2 separate regions of the Homo sapiens genome follow, and region 2 is linked to region 1. Evidence: read pairs that join two places in POLR2A ChIA-PET (ENCODE). Cell type or tissue: OCI-LY7. All regions are shown on one strand.

What was found. Peaks named below come from ENCODE experiments on the same cell type or tissue, not always from the same donor. Only the 100,000 strongest peaks of a DNase experiment are listed, where the experiment ranks them.
Region 2: POLR2A ChIA-PET joins it to region 1 with 10 read pairs; 3 of 35 experiments call an interaction of 5 or more read pairs at or near these places.

Annotation. Positions count from the first base shown.
Region 1 is chr10:119,119,795-119,127,794 of GRCh38, reverse strand. It overlaps DENND10 (DENN domain containing 10), which reads right to left. Exons shown (of 9, transcript NM_207009.4): 5 at 7,343-7,454; 6 at 4,226-4,326. Among named protein-coding and RNA genes, the nearest start is that of DENND10, 20 kb to the right of the region's middle. RefSeq lists an enhancer at 6,944-7,238. In OCI-LY7, no CTCF peak of the experiment used is centred here; a DNase peak (open chromatin) is centred at 7,214; H3K4me3 peaks cover 709 bases; H3K27ac peaks cover 1,471 bases.
Region 2 is chr10:119,325,513-119,333,512 of GRCh38, reverse strand. It overlaps GRK5 (G protein-coupled receptor kinase 5), which reads right to left. Exons shown (of 16, transcript NM_005308.3): 2 at 6,902-6,997. Among named protein-coding and RNA genes, the nearest start is that of GRK5-AS1, 9.8 kb to the left of the region's middle. In OCI-LY7, no CTCF peak of the experiment used is centred here; DNase peaks (open chromatin) are centred at 182 and 4,652.

The sequences.
Region 1 (8,000 bases):
AGCTGGTGGCCAGGCGCAGTGGCTCATGCCTGTAATCCTAGCCCTTTGGGAGGCTGAGGCGGGTGGATTGCTTGAGCTCAGGAGTTCGAGGCCTGCCTGGGCAACATGGCGAAACCCCATCTCTACTAAAAATAAAATAAAAAAAAAAATTAGCTGGGCATGGTGGCACATGCCTGTAGTCCCTGTTACTCGGGAGGCTGAGGCACAAGAATTGCTTGAACCTGGGAGATGGAAGTTGCAGTGAGCCAAGATCACGCCACTGCACTCCAGCCTGGGCAACAGAGCGAGACTCTGTCTCAAAAAAATAAAATAAAATAAGATAAAACAAAATAATTTAAAAAACAACAAAAACAAAACCTACTACTGAGAGCCAGACCCAGGCCCACCCATGAATGAGAAAATGTGACAGATGACAAGTAATATTACTCATTACTGAAAAAAGAAAGAGATTATTCAATAAATGTCCTGGTCCAAGTGGTTATCCATAGGGTAAAAAAGTTCAGTCAGATCCCAAACTCACACACTACACAAAAAATTATTCCAGATAAATTAATAACTTCACTGGGAAATAAAAAACATTAAAAATGTTTAGGCCAGGCACAGTAGCTCACACCTATAATCTCAGCACTTTGGGAGGCCAAGGCGGGAGGACTGTTGAGCTCAAGAGTTCGAGACCAGCCAGGGCAACATGGTGAAACCTTATCTCTACCAAAAAAAAAAATACAAAAATTAGCCAGGCATGGTGGCACGTGCCTGTAGTCCCAGCTACTTGGGAGGCTGGGGTAGAAGGATGGCTTAAGCCCAGGAAGTGGAGGTTGCAATGAGCCGAGACTGAGCCACTGCACTCCAGCCTGGGCGACAGAGCAAGACCCTGTCTCAAAAAAAAAAAAAAGAAAAGAAAAAGAGAAAGAAAAATTTTCATAAGAAAATGGCCAGGCACAGTGGCTCATGCCTATAATCCCAGAGCCCAGGAATTCAAGACAAGCCCAGGCAATAAAGCAAGACTTTGTCTCTAAAAAAAAATACAGACGGCTGGGCGCAGTGGCTCACGCCTGTAATCCCAGAACTTTGGGAGGTCAAGGCAGGTGGATCATCTGAGGTCAGGAGTTCGAGACCAGCCTGACCAATATGGTGAAACCCTGTCTCTACTAAAAATACAAAAATTAGCCAGGCATGGTGGTGGGTGCCTGCAGTTCCAGCTACTCAGGAGGCTGAGATAAGAGAACTGCTTGAACCAGGGAAGTGGAGGTTGCAGTGAGCTGAGAGCATGCCACTGCACTCTGGCCTGGACAACAGAGGGAGACTCTGTCTCAAAAAAGACAGGCAATAACAAACGATGGCAAGAATGTAGAGAAAAAGAACTCTCGTACACTGTTGGTAGGAATGTAAATTAGTACAGTCACTATGGAGAACAGTATGGAAATTCCTCGAAAAACTAAAAATAGAACTACCATATGATCCAGCAATCCCACTGCTGGGTATTTACCCCCAAAAAAGGAAATCAGTGTATCAAAGAGATACCACCATTCCCATGTTCACTGCAGCACGGTTCACAACCACCAAGATTTGGAATCAAACTGAGTGTCCATCAACAGATGAATGGAAAAGAAAATGTGGTGCATATACACAGTGGAATATTATGCAGCTATAAAAAGGAATGAAATCCTGTCATTTGCAACAACATGGATGGAACTGGAGGCATCATGTTAAGTAAAAGAAGCCACGGACAGAAAGACAAATTTTGCATGTTCTCACTAATCTGGGGGAGCTAAAAATTAAAACAATGGAACTCAGGGAGATAGAGAGTAGAATGGTGGGTACCAGAGGTTAGGAAGGGTAGTGGGGAGAGGGGGAAAATTTGGGATGGTTAGTGGATACAAAAATATAGTTAGAATGAATAAGACCTAGTATTTGATAGCACAATAGGGTGACTACAGTGAATGATAGTTTATTGTATATTTAAAAATAACTAGAAGTTGGCTGGGCACAGTGGCTCACACCTGTAATCCCAACACTTTGGGAAGCTGAGGCGGGTGGATCACCTGAGGTCAGAAGTTTGAGACCAGCCTGGCCAACATGGTAAAACCCCATCTCTACTCTCTACCAAAAATACAAAAAAATTAGCTGGGCATGGTGGTGCACACCTGTAATCCCAGCTACTCAGGCAGCTGAGGCAGGAGAATCGCTTGAACCTGGGAGGTGGAGGCCGTAGTATGCTGAGATCGTGCCACTGCACTCCAGCCTGGGCAACAGAGTGAGACTCCAACTCAAAAAAAAAAAAAAAAAAAAAAAAGAAAACTAGAAGTGGAATCACAATGTTCTTAACACAAAGAAATCATAAATGCTTGAGGTGATGGATACTGCAATTACCCTGATGTAATCATTATACATTGTAGGCCTGTATCAAAACATCATATGTACCCCATAAATACATATACCTATTATATACCCATAACAATTAAAAAGTTAAGATGAAAAAAAAAAGTCACTGATAAACTTTTAAGACTAGAACTTTACAAGTTCGGCCAGGCACAATGGCTCATGCCTGCAATCCAGGCACTTTGGGAGCCTGAGGTGGGTGGATCACCTAAGGTAAGGAATTTGAGACCAGCCTGGCCAACGTGGAGAAACCCTGTCTCTACTAAAAATACAAAAATTAGCTGGGCATGGTGGCAGGTGCCTGTAATCGCAGCTACTAGGGAGGCTAAGGCAGGAGAATTGCTTGAACCTAGGAGGCAGAGGTTGCAGTGAGCTGAGATCACACTATTGCACTCCAGCCTGGACAACAAGAACAAAACTCCGTCCCAAGAAAAAAACAAAAACAAAAAAAAACTTTACAGGTTAAATAGTTAAATATAGGTTGCATTTTTTAAATTTTATTTTATAATTTAAAAATTTTAAAAGACAGGTCTCCTATGTTGCCCAGGCTGGTCTGGAACTCCTGGGCTCAGGCGATCACCCCACCTCGGCCTCCCAAAGTGCTGGGATTACAGGTGTGAGCCACTGTGCCCAGCCAAAAACAGGCTGCATTTTGATGATGGCTGAACAACAACGTGAATGTACTTAATGCCACTGAACTGTATGTTTACCAATGGTTAAAAAGGTAAATGTAGCTGTGCGTAGCAGCTGACACCTGTAATCCCAACAGTGTGGGAGGCCAAGATGGGCAGATCGCTTGAGTTCGGGAGTTCAAGACCAGCCTGAGTAACACAGGAAGACCTGGTCTCAAAAAAAAAGGTAAATCTTTTTTTCTGGAGACAGAGTCTCGCTCTGTCGCCCTGGCTGGAGTGCAGTGGCTCAGTCTCAGCTCACTGCGACCTCCACCTGCTGGGTTCAAGTGATTCTTGTGCCTCAGCCTCCCGAGTAGCTGGGACTACAGGCACCCACCACCACACCCGGCTAATTTTTTTTTTTTTTTTTTTTGGTATTTTAGTAGAGATACGGTTTCCCCATGTTGGCCAGGGTGGTCTCAAACTCCTGAGCTCAGGCAATCCACTTGCCTCAGCCTCCTAAAGTGCTAGGATTATAGGCATGAGGCACCGCGCCCGGCCAAAAAAAGGTAAATCCTATATGCATTTTACCACAATTTTTTTTTTTTTTTGAGACGGAGTTTTGCTCTTGCTGCCCAGGCTGGAGTGTAGTGGTGTGATCTTGGCTCACCGCAACCTCCGCCTCCCAGGTTCAAGTGTTTCTCCTGCCTCAGCCTCCCAAGTAGCTGGGATTACAGGCATGTGCCACCATACCCAGCTAATTTTTTGTATTTTTAGTAGAGACGGGGTTTCTCCATGTTGGTCAGGCTGGTCTTGAACTCCCGACCTCAGGTGATCTGCCCACCTTGGCCTCCCAAAGTGCTGGAATTACAGGTGTGAGCTACCGCTCCCGGCCACAATTTTTTTTTAAACTAAAAAAAAAAAAAAAATTTAAGGGCAAAAAATTGATTGCATGTGCCAAAGAAATAATAAAGGATCAGTATCCCACTTGGGAATGCACAAAATAAAAACAAAAAACCCTCTTTAAAGTGGAATAAAATTAGCCAGGCGTGGTGGCACATGCCTGTAATCCCAGCTACTTGGGAGGCTAAGGCAGGAGAATTGAAGGCGGACGTTGCGGTGAGCTAAGATCGTGCCATTGCACTCCATCCTGGGCAACAAGAGTGAAAATCCGTCTCAGGAAAAAAAAAAAAAAAAAAGTGAAACAGTTCCTCCCCTGGGATCCTCTTGTCTACCTGTGCACATCTGCAGGGCTTCCAGCTCATCGGCGTTGAGGTGCACGTAAGAGTGAAGGATGGTCCAGTCCTGTCGGTGCCACACCAGGGCAGGCAGAGTCCTGGGGAATCAAGGCAAGAACTCAAGTTGTTGCTGGTCCACACCTTAAAGACTCAGCCTGCCCCCTTCTCCTCTTCCTGAGAAGGAAATGAAGAGGGTAGAGTCTACAGCTAATCAGGGACAGAGGTGAGACCAAGCCCCAAATGTGCTAACCTCTGGGCTTCAAATTAAAGCAATGCAATGTTTTACTATTTATTTTTTTGAGATGGAGTTTCACTCGTCACCCAGGCTGGAGTGCAATGGCGCGATTTTGGCTCACTGCAACCTCCACCTCTGGGGTTCAAGTAATTCTCCTGCCTCAGTCTCCCAAGTAGCTGGGACTACAGGTGCCTGCCACCACGGCCCGGTTAATGTTTGTATTTTTAGTAGAGATGGGGGTTCACCATGTTGGCCAGGCTGATCTTGAACTCCTGACCTCAGGTGACCCACCTGCCTTGGCCTCCCAAAGTGCTGGGATTACAGGCGTGAGCCACTGCACCCAGCCTCTCTGCAATGTTTTAAACTCTGCTTTTGGGGATCAGATCAGCTACAGAAAGCTCAAGGTGAAGTTTCAAAAGATCCCTGTGGTAGCAAAGAGTGACGCTTCTAAGGTTTTCCTCTGAAAAATCCCACTCTGGAGACTGCCATGGAAAGGGAGTCTAAGGGTAAAATTCAAAGTCACCTCTGCAAGCAAGAAATTTTCTGGAAGTCTCCCATTTATATTTAAAATTTTAGTAAAACTCGCAAACCAAGTGTGTTTGTTTCCCTAAGACATAGATTTCTCTGAAAAAAACTTATGGTAGAATAATGACTGCAACAAGATGTATCAAATTTATCTGTGGCTTCATGAACCCCTGGTGCCCTGCTAAATATCTCAGAAGCTGTGACCGCTCCAGTTTAAGGAGCATACGTAGAGGGGGAAAAGGTGATGGGATAGAAAATATGGGCTTTTGGACCCAGAGAGGGCAGGGTGAAAGTTCTGTCTCTCTCACTTAAAATCTGATGCAATCATGATCATAACAATAATAACTTCTAAAGTGTGTCTTACAGGCTAGGTACATGTTAAGCATCTTACATAAATTATTTCCAGTCTTAACAAACTTGTAAGTAGATATTACGATCTTCATTTTACAGATAAAGGAACACAGGCTCAGAAACAATCAATACCTTTTGTTTTGTTTCTGTGACAGGGCCTCACTCCGTCGTCCAGGCTGGGGTGCAGTGACGTGATCATGGCTCACTGCAGCCTCCACCTCCTGGGCTCAAGCGATTCTCCCACCTCAGCCTCCTGTGTAGCTCAGGCTACGGGTGCATGCCACCATGCCTGGCTAATTTTTGTATTTTTTTATAGAGATGGGGTTTTGCTGTGTTGCCCAGTCTGGTCCTGAACTTCTGGTCTCAGGCAATCTGCTAACCTCAGCCTCCCAAAGTGCTGGGATTACAGGTGTGAGCCACCATGCCCGGCCAACATTATCTTTTATGTGTTCACAGAGCTAATAAGTTGCCCTCCCAAGATTTTAACTCAGGTCTTTCTGACTATGAAGCCTTTGTTCTTTTCATTACCTTATACCTATACTCTGCCAACCTTAATTTTCTCATTCATAAAACAGGGTAAAAATACTTCCTTGCAGGGTTCTTGTTATGAGTAAATTTAATAATTTAAGGTATCTTACAAAATGCCTGACATACAGTAAACCCAACACGAATGCTAAGTCCTCTTGCTTTTAAAGAAGGACCTGGCCGGGCACAGTGGCTCATGCCTGTAATCCCAGCACTTCAGGAGGCCGAGACGGGCAGATTACGAGGTCAAGAGATCGAGACCATCTTGGCCAACATGGTGAAACCCCATCTCTACTAAAAATACAAAAATTAGCTGGGCGTGGTGGTGCGCACCTGTAGTCTCAGCTACTCGGGAGGCTGAGGCAGGAGAATTACTTGAACACGGGAGGTGGATGTTGCAGTGAGCCAAGATCGCGCCACTGTACCACTCCAGCCTGGTGACAAAGCGAGAGATTCTGCCTCCAAAAAAAAAAAAAAAAAAAAAAGGACCTAATGGCTGGGTGTGGTGGTTCATGTCTGTAATCATCTCAACGGAGGCAGGAGAATCACTTGAGCCTAGGACATCGAGACCAGCCTGGCCAACATAGTGAGACCCCAGAAACCCCATCTCGACAAAAAATATAAAAAAAATAAAAATGAAAAAAATTTAAAAGGACCTAATAACAAGTTAGATTTAGTAAACAAAAAATCTTTAAAAATCTGTATGGCAGGTGGGGGAGCTGTTAGAGGGGACAGGGCCTGGCAGGCACCTCCTGGCCCTGAACTGACCCTCCTGGCAAAAAAATTATTAACAACAACAAAATCTACATTTATTTTGGCCGGGCACAGTGGCTCACACCCGTAATTCCAGCACTTTGGGAGGCCAAGGCATGAGGATCACTGGAGCCTATGAGTTTGAGACCACCCTGGGCAACACAGCAAGACCCCATCTCTACTAAAAATGAAAATAAAATTTAAAAAATCTATATGTACTATCAAAGTAAGAGTCTTTGTCCTGCTCTAAAACTTTTTAATTAAAACAAGAAAAAAAAAAGAGTCTTTGATAAAACTGAACAGAAGGAACAATTTACCTGAAACGGGTCAGCAAACTATGGCCCACAGCCTAGCTGCCTGTCCTTGAAAATAAAATTTCATTGACCACAGCCATGCTGAGTCATTTATGTACGTGTCCTCCATGGTTGCTTTTGTGCTACCTAGGCAGTTGAGTAGTTGGGGCAGTGACCATATGGCTCACAAACCTAAAATATTTACTGTCTGGCAAGGAAAAGTTTGCTAATCCCCTGCTCTAAAATAGTCATAAATAGTCCAAATCAGTAACCTTGAACTACTAGAGCTAAACAGAAACTTCAGACCAAAGGTGGTATTTCACCACATGCTATTTATAGCAAATGTGCAACACAGCAGAGCACACAGTAACATCTAGTGCTGCGAACTGTCTGCCAACAAAGTTAACACTTTTTTATAATTAGAGGTGATACCTGGTGAACTCCTGGACCGCTTCTATCTTGGGGTGATACACCACAATTCTTTTCTTTAGCATCAGTGCTGTGTGTAAGATAACAGTTTCCATTCCAAACTGAGATACAATGTCTTCAAAAAAGAGAAATTGTAATGTTACTGCATTACACATCATGCAAAGAAATAAAGATTTTTTTTTCTTTTTTTCTTTTTTCTTTTTTTTTTGAGACCGAGTCTCACTCTGTCACCCAGGCTGGAATGCAGTGGCAAGATAGTTGCTCACCGCAACCTCTGCCTCCTGGGCTCAAGCGATTCTCCTGCTTCAGCTTCCCGAGTAGCTGGGATTACAGGCACACACCACCACACCTGGCTAATATTTGTATTTTTAGTAGAGACGGGGTTTCACCATGTTGGCCAGGCTAATCTCGAACTCCTGACCTCAAGTGATCCACCCACCTCAGCCTCCCAAAGTGTTGGGATTACAGGTGTGAGTCACAGCACCTGACGTACAAAATTATTTTTAATACAGAGAATTTAGGCAAATGTTGTAAAGCATACAAACACTTTATTTGGTGGAAGAGTAGATCTATCCTATGTCAGCTTCCCAGGACGTGTGCTCTGCCCCGCAAGGGACTCTATGATGGGATGCATAGAGGAAGCTAGACTCACAAAAAACTG
Region 2 (8,000 bases), 210 kb before region 1:
GTTTACTCCACCACCAATGGGTGGTGGACAAGATGCTCTCCAGTCCCCTGAGCTAAGGATTCTGTGAAAACCTGACATCACTGTGATCATGACTCCGACTACAGCTTCAGAGGAAACCAACCTGCCCCAGGAGCCACCAGCTTCCCCTCCCCACTTAGTGGCTGTGAGACTGTGGCTGAGTCATGTACCATGCTGAGCTGCCTCATCCAGATGGTGAGGATGGTGGGCAGGGGGAGGGGTGGGTTACAGCAGATGCTACCTACAGTGCCTCCTAAGGCCAGACTTTAATTACTTTAAGTGTAAACTACTGGCTAAGGTTAAATGGGTACAGCAAACACATGTCACCAATTTTTTTAGAAGAGCTCTAATTTCAAATATTTCACCTCATTCATTCCTTCATTCACCCAGTATTAATGAACCCCTATTATGTGCCAGACACTGTTCTCATAGTGAAACAGGCAAGACACAGTTGCAATTAACATAGAACATCTAGTACAGTGTGGGAGACAGAAAATACACAAGTAAACGAAAAGATGGCTTCAGACGGAGTTATGGGTAAGAACATTAAATAAACAGCACTATGGGAAAGGATGCAATTAGAAGGAGGGTATGGTTCCTTTTTAGAAGGCTTCTCTATGGAGATGATATTTGGACTGAGACCTTAAAGTCCCCTGGAAGAAAAAGTGTGAGGAAGAACATTCCGGGTAGAGAGAACAGGTGCAAAGGCTCTGGGCTGGAGACAAGCGTGTGTTATTCAAAGGACAAAAGGGAGACCAGCTTGTGAATGGAGGAGGAGGGAAGGATCCAAGATGAAGGTGAGGGCCAGCTCACATAGGGCAGCACAGGCAGGGCACTGCCAAAAGGACCATGGATAGGATTTAGAGAGTCCATGGACTGGGGTGGAGAAAAATGTCATCTTTCTTTTCACCAACCTCTAACTGAAAATTTGCACTTCCTTCAATTATGAATGTAGACAACAACCTACAATGATGTCAGCAGTGCCGGGGACTTGTCACCGGCAGAAATCAAAGATCCATTCCTATCAGTTGTTGCAGATATCTGAAAAGCTCACTCAGGTTCATGACAAGTTCAAAATTACAATAGCTGGCCGGGTGCAGTGGCTCACGCCTGTAATCCCAGCATTTCAGGAGGCTGAGGAGGGAGGATCACTTGAGCTCAGGAGTTTGAGACCAGCCTGGGCAACATGGCAAAATCCCGTCTCTACAAAAAATACAAAAATTAGCTGGGCATGGTAGTGCACGTTTGTAGTCCCAGCTACTCAGGAGGCTGAGGTGGGAGGATAGCTTGAGCCCAGGAAGCAGAGGTTGCACTGAACCAAGATCACGCCACTGCACTCTAGCCTGAGCGACAGAGTCAAACTCTGAGGCAAAAAAAAAAAAAAAAATCAAAATTACAATAGCTATTAGACCCACAGTTAGACCTTATAAAGTATTAACAAAGAAGCACATATATTTCTGTATCATAAATTTTAGAAGTATGTAGTAAGTATATTTAAAAAGGATCAGTTTCCTCTGTAACCCTATGTATTCTATTTTATCTATAAAAGCATTCTTCTGATAAGGGGTCTACAGGCTTCACCTTAGGGCAAAGTGCTTACAAGCCACAGTAAGGAGTCTGGGTTTTACTGAGTGGAATGGAGAGCTGTTGGGTTGGTTTCAGCAGGAGAATGATTTCACAGGGTCCAGTTTTCATTTTTCAAAAATCACCCTGGCTGCTAGGTAGAGATGGTCTATGACTGTCCAGGGCAGGGCTGAAGGCAGAAGGCCAGGGCTTTAACAGACCACCGTTCGGGGCCATCCAGACATGGCGGCATCCTGGGGTCCTCATGGGTTCTGCCCTCAGCTCTGATCAAGAGCCTTCTCATGGCACCACCTCACACCCTAAAGGGGCCCTGTCCCCTTGGCACAAAGCCTGTCCCAGGACATCCTCCCAAAGAACTTCAGAAAGTGAGCTCATGTGTCCACAAGAAAAATAAATGCGGTATTGGCCACTGTTTGGTTTGTGTATTGGTCTAGGAAAGAAATGAGAATTTTATTTTAAAAAGCCTTCCAGCAGGACCCCAGCAGAGACTGGGCAAACACCTCAGCGACGGACTGTAAACAGTGGGAAGGCCCAGACCCTGGCCCCGTGGCCACGAGCTGCAGCCCCACGGCTCACGTCAGCCTTCCTGCCCTTCCCGGGCCTCTCTCCCACGGCACTCACACACAGAGCCTTTTCAATACCCTCCGGCAGAACAGAAGAATCCATTTCCACACGCCAGCACGCACGTTCCTCACACCATCCCAGGGGAGTGGGCCCTGCCAAGAGGCCAGTTTATGGACCTAGAAGGACAGACAGGGCTGGGGCCCATGGTCGCGGCGGGGGGGTGGTCCATGGACAGAAAAAAGCTCAGAGCCAAATCCTGTGCTCCCAGGTCCCCCACAGTGGAAGTGAATGAGGTGGGGCCAGGCAGACTGGAAGCTGAGGGACACTCAGGTGCTCCCAGGGCAATGCCTGGAAGCTTATGGGGAGGAGGCCTAGAGTGAGGAAATCAACCTCCGCCTCCCAAGTTGAAGCGATTTTCCTGCCTCAGCCTCCTGAGTAGCTGGGATTACAGGCACCCACCACCATGCCTGGCTAATTTTTGTGTTTTTAGTAGAGGTAGGGTTTCCCCGTGTTGGCCAGGCTGGTCTCTAACTCCTGACTTCAGGTAATCTGCCTGCTTCAGCCTCCCAAAGTGCTGGGATTACAGGCATGAGCCATCACACCCATCCTAGATCTAAGAGTCTTAATTTGGGAGGAGGGGGCTGGGAGGGACACCAGGCCTTGGCAGGGCTAGTTAATCTCAAAGTATGAGAAGCTGTGTCTCAGGGGAGAGGTGGAAAGCCAGGGTGCACTGGCTCTTTGAATCTAGGAATAGGTTGGCACTGAACCTAGTCCTAGACTATGGACTGAATGTCCGCATCCTCCCTGCAACACACATGTTGAAACCTAACCCCCAGCGTGACGTTATTTGGAGGTAACGCCTTTGGGAGGTGATTTGGTCATGAGGGTGGAACCATCATGAATAGGATTAGTGCTCTTATAAAAAGAGACAAGAGCTCTCTCTCTCTCTCTCTCTCTCTCTCTCTCCCTCCCTCCCTCCCCCGCCCCACCATGCAAGGATACAAGAAGACAGCCAACTGTAAACCAGGAAAAACTGATGAGGACATCAGATCTGCTGGCATTTTCATCTTGGACTTCCCCACCTCCAGAACAATGAGAGATAAATGTCTGTTGTTTAAGCCACCTAGTCTGTGGGTATTTGTTAAAGCAGCCCATGCTAAGACATAGGTTACATGAAGGAGAAAAAGGCGGCGCAGTGGCTCACACCTGTAATCCCAACACTTTGAGAGACCAAGATGGGCTGATCACTTGAGGCCAGGAGTTTGAAACCAGCCTGGCCAACATGGCAAAACCCTGTCTCTACTAAAAATACAAAAATTAGCTGGGCGTGATGGCAGGTACCTGTAATCCCAGCTACTTGGGAGTCTGAGGCACAAGAATTGCTTGAACCCAGGAGGCAGAGGTTACAGTGAGCCAAGATCACGCCACTGCACTCCAGCCTGAGCAACAGAGCAAGACTCCATCTCAAAAAAAAAAAAAAAAAAAAAAAGTAGGTGTCTGCGTTGCTGGCGTGTGAACCATAGCAGAAACGGGACAGTTCTACAGTAACCAGCTATGCCAGCAAAAGCTTTTCTGCAGGGGGAAGGAGGTTTTTTTTGTTTTTGTTTTTGTTTTTTGAGACAGAGTTTCACTCTAGTTCCCCAAGCTGCAGTGCAATGGCGCAATCTTGGCTCACTGCAACCTCTGCCTCCCAGGTTCAAGTGATTCTCCTGCCTCAGCCTCCCGAGTAGCTGGGATTACAGGCATGCGCCACCACGCCCAGCTAATTTTGTATTTCTAGTAGAGATGGGGCTTCTCCATGTTGGTCAGGCTGGTCTTGAGGGAAGGAGCTTTTTAGTCTGCACCCACTGGCATTGTGGGTTGCAAGTTTGTCTAGTATCCACTCTGGGATATAAAAAAGAAACCCAGGAAGCTCACTGCTGTGTCGTCCCTCATGGCTCGAGGTCCCCAGCCAGTCTGCCTTCTTCTCTCCCGGCTTTCAAAATCTTATGTTTGTTTTATACATAATGTCCAGGGTTTTTGACTGTCCTTAGCGGGAAGGACAGGAAACACCGCATCTACTCCCTCTTGTCTGGAACCATAAATCCTATATTTCATATTTTCATCTTTTATATTTTTGAGAAACACATGAATAAAATATAGCAAAATGTTAAGATTTCTCTCATCTGGATGGCAGATACATGAATGCTCAGTATCTGGCTCTCAATGCTCTTCTTCTATTTATTAGAAACACTTCATAAGTTGAGTGGTCACTTACACCTCATTTATTCTTTCCTTCCCTCGTTCATCCAACTAACATCTATTGTGCCCCTCCTGTGAGGCAGGCACCAACTACGCAGTGGTGAATTTTAACAATCCAGTTCCTCCCCAAAGAGCCCTGAGGAAGGGTGCTCTGGCAGAAGAGGACAGGTGCTCTGAGAGACTCTGGTCTGGAGCTCATTTAAATTCAGGAGTCAAAAGAGGCTTCTCTGAGGAAGTGGCCTTCACATCTGGCTGTGCCCCATAGCACTCCTGGCATCACCACCTGCAGACAGTTTAGCCAGGGCCGGGAAGCACCGCCCTGCCAGGTGAGCGTGGCTGTGCGCAGGTGCCCGCTTCTCACATTGCTCCCCTTGGAGATGCTTTCCTCCTGTTGTAAGCTCTCACCTCCAACTCAACACCCCAGAAAGGTCTCTCCGAGCAGCCCTGTGGCCCTGTGGATGAGTGCAAGACGTTCCCTGGGGCCACAGTGAATGGGTTGTGAGGTAACATCCCTCTTTTGGGAGAAGCTGGGCTCAGCATCCAGGAATGGCTTTCTGGCAGCCAGCAGACCCAGGATGAAAATGACAGAGAAGGCTTGGCTCACCAGAAAGGGGGTACTTGCTGGGCACACATGGGTGAGTTGCAACCATGGCAACTAAGGTCTCCTCCCCAGTCCCACAACAGGCCCTATTCTCTCTGAGCCAAAATTAGCATGAAGAACAAAATGGTCCCCCATGAGGAAATGGCTAGTCACCAGAGGGGTTCTCCCTGGCTCCCCTCTCTGAAGGCCCCCTGCAAAGTCTCAGTGGTCAAATCCTCCCCAGTAAGCTACAGCCCCAGGAACACAGCCCCTCTTCTCTTCCACCCGACCTCGACTGCCTCCAGCAGAAAAGCTGATCATCAAGGGTGCACACGGCATCCACGGCACCGTGGTGTCTGTGGGAACTCCGGAAAGCACGCCAGTGTGCAGAGGGGCATGGGCCCCTGGTCTCCCGACGAGGGCACCAGCTAAGCCCTTTACACACATGGTCTCATCTCACCCACTCCACCACCCTATGACTGGGTTCACAGACAGTGTTACAGCTGGGGAAACAGGCTCAGCAGGATAAAGTAACTTGTCATGTGGCCAGCAGAGAGGGCAGGATCTGAACCCATGTCTGCCTGGACCCAGAGCCCCCAATCCCTCAGGCCAGCAGCATTCTCGGCCCGAGAACACCATGGGGATTCTGATGTGCCTGGGATTTTAGGGATGGAAGGTGGGTCTTAAGGACGTTTCCTGACCCTTCAGGATCCCACCTTGCTTCACCTGCTCATGTCTGCCGTCGTGGGGCGGGGCACAGATGGCCTCCTATCACCTATAAACATGGAGTGTGGACTGAGTGGCCCAGGGCCAGGACGGAGCAAGCCTGGGGGTGGCAGGTAAGTCCCCCCGGCCCTGGAAACTGGTGGGGACAGACCGTGAAGAGGCCATTTAGAAAAGCTGAATAAATGGCTACATGTGGCCTTGAATTCCAGGGCAGGCACGGGGCAGCTCACCCGAGGCCCTGGGCAGAAGTCCCCAGAAAAGCTGGGCCTATGGAGTTCTGGGCAGCACCACCCCGTGCCCAGCCTTCAGTGGACTTGAGTCTTCTTAAACGTGTTCAGCACGTCCATGACCTCTGACAATAATAAGCGGATGGGGAGCCCTCAGGCAGTGATGGGGAAGGACCCACCCCAGGGCACAGAGGGGAGAAGGGCCGGGACCCCAAACACTCTGGAGTGGGGCCTCACATCATGCCTGTCCCCTGGGCGCTCTCGCCCAGGCACCCAGGCCTCCTCACCACAGCCGTGTCCTGCGTGGGACCAGGCACAGACCCACTTGGTTGGCTGCTCTTGGAGGTGCCTGGTGTGTGTGTGCTGGATACAGGGGGCTAAGCTGTGCCACTGAGCCCAGTGGCTCCTCAGGAGCACTGACATCCCCAGCAAGTGGAAAGGGGAGCCCTACCTCCCCCACCTCACCCCACATCCCCCACCCCACCTGACTCTCAGCTCCCAAAGCCTGGGCTGCCCCCTGAGGGCAGGACCCACAGGCTCCAGGAAGAAAGGGGAGAAGTTATGAGCGGTGGCTCTGTGTTGGGCCTGGCCCACCTCCACCACCCTCCCATCAGCTGTGTGACTTTGGGCCGTTACAGAACCACTCTGTGCCTCAGTTTCCCCATCTGAAAGGTGAAGTGAAATATTAAATAATAGCACCTGCCTCAAAGGATAACTGGGAGGAGGTCACTCTGCCCGGCACATGCCATATATTCAATGAATACTGGTTGCCTGTTTATGTTGATTAGCAAAAAGGTCAGCCTGGAGCCCCTACCTGGAAGCACAATACTGTGTCCACTGATTGGCATTTGCCTCACTGCACAGACAGCTTGGCGGCTCACCCATTTGCCTTAATGCACAAACGGCTTGGCGGATCACCTGCTACTCACTCCCCGCACAGCCCCCAGGCAGGACAGCTTACCTATGGTCCTTCGGAGGTCTTCACACTGGCTAATGTGAGGGAACTTCAGGATTTCTTTCCACTTCTTGCTTTTCCCTTTGCGCTTTCCTCCGCCCCCTGCAGAGATGGGGAAAAAGATGCCTGGCTGAGGCTCCAGAGCCTGCGGCGTCCCCGCAGTGAGCCTGCCCACCAGCCTCCTGGGCTGAGAGACAGAGGGACGGGCTGTAGGCCAAGCCAGTGACACACCCCCAGCCCAAGACACACACAAACACACACACTCTTCCTCCCAGGTGGGCTGTGAGCCCCAGTATCCCGCACAGTCCTGCCTGACCCCGGCCCCCTAGCAGTGAGGCCTAGGGCTCCCCTGCACCCCACCCACACCAGGCATCCCCCACGGCTGTTCCCCTAGACTAGACCACAGCCTTCCCACAGCAGGGGCCAGGCCTGCCACGTCTGAACATCCCCTTTAGCTTGGGGCATCCCTGTGGGGCAGAGGCACAGGCAGGTGCCCATGGCCCCTCATGGCCCTCGTTTTGTCCTCTTGCTTTCTGTGGAGAGTCTCCTTCCCCAGCTGGAGGCTAGATGTTGGGGGACAAGAACTTCAGTTTCCACTTGTCAAGTACCGCCTTCTTCTTGCTCCTCACAAACCCCAGAGTCTCCGAGGCTGGAAGGAAGGAGGGACTCCTGAGGGGCCCGCCCTGCCTCACATCCTCCCCAGTGCACACGAGTACTGAGCACGTGGACATGATGAACATGCACACGCACAATGAATGTGCACTAGTAATGAACACATGTAATGAACAGTCACGTGTAACGTGCAGAACCACATGAGGCGCACACAGGTGTTCCCGTCATCCTTGCACTCCTGGTCCAAGGGATGATGGACAGGTGTCAGGGTGCACAGGCGCAAACAGCGATGGGGTGAAGCTCTGGGCCTCAGTGTCCCTGAGCCCACCAGCATCTGGGCCTTGGACCTGAAGGCACTGCTGTGCCATGTGGCCAGAGGGCTCCTGGGGACCAAGGTGCCGTCACCCACTCTCCACCCTTACAGTGGCGCTTAGCCACCATCTGTCCATGACTCACCACAGGTCATGGAGCCCTTTGTGCCCCTTGGTTATCA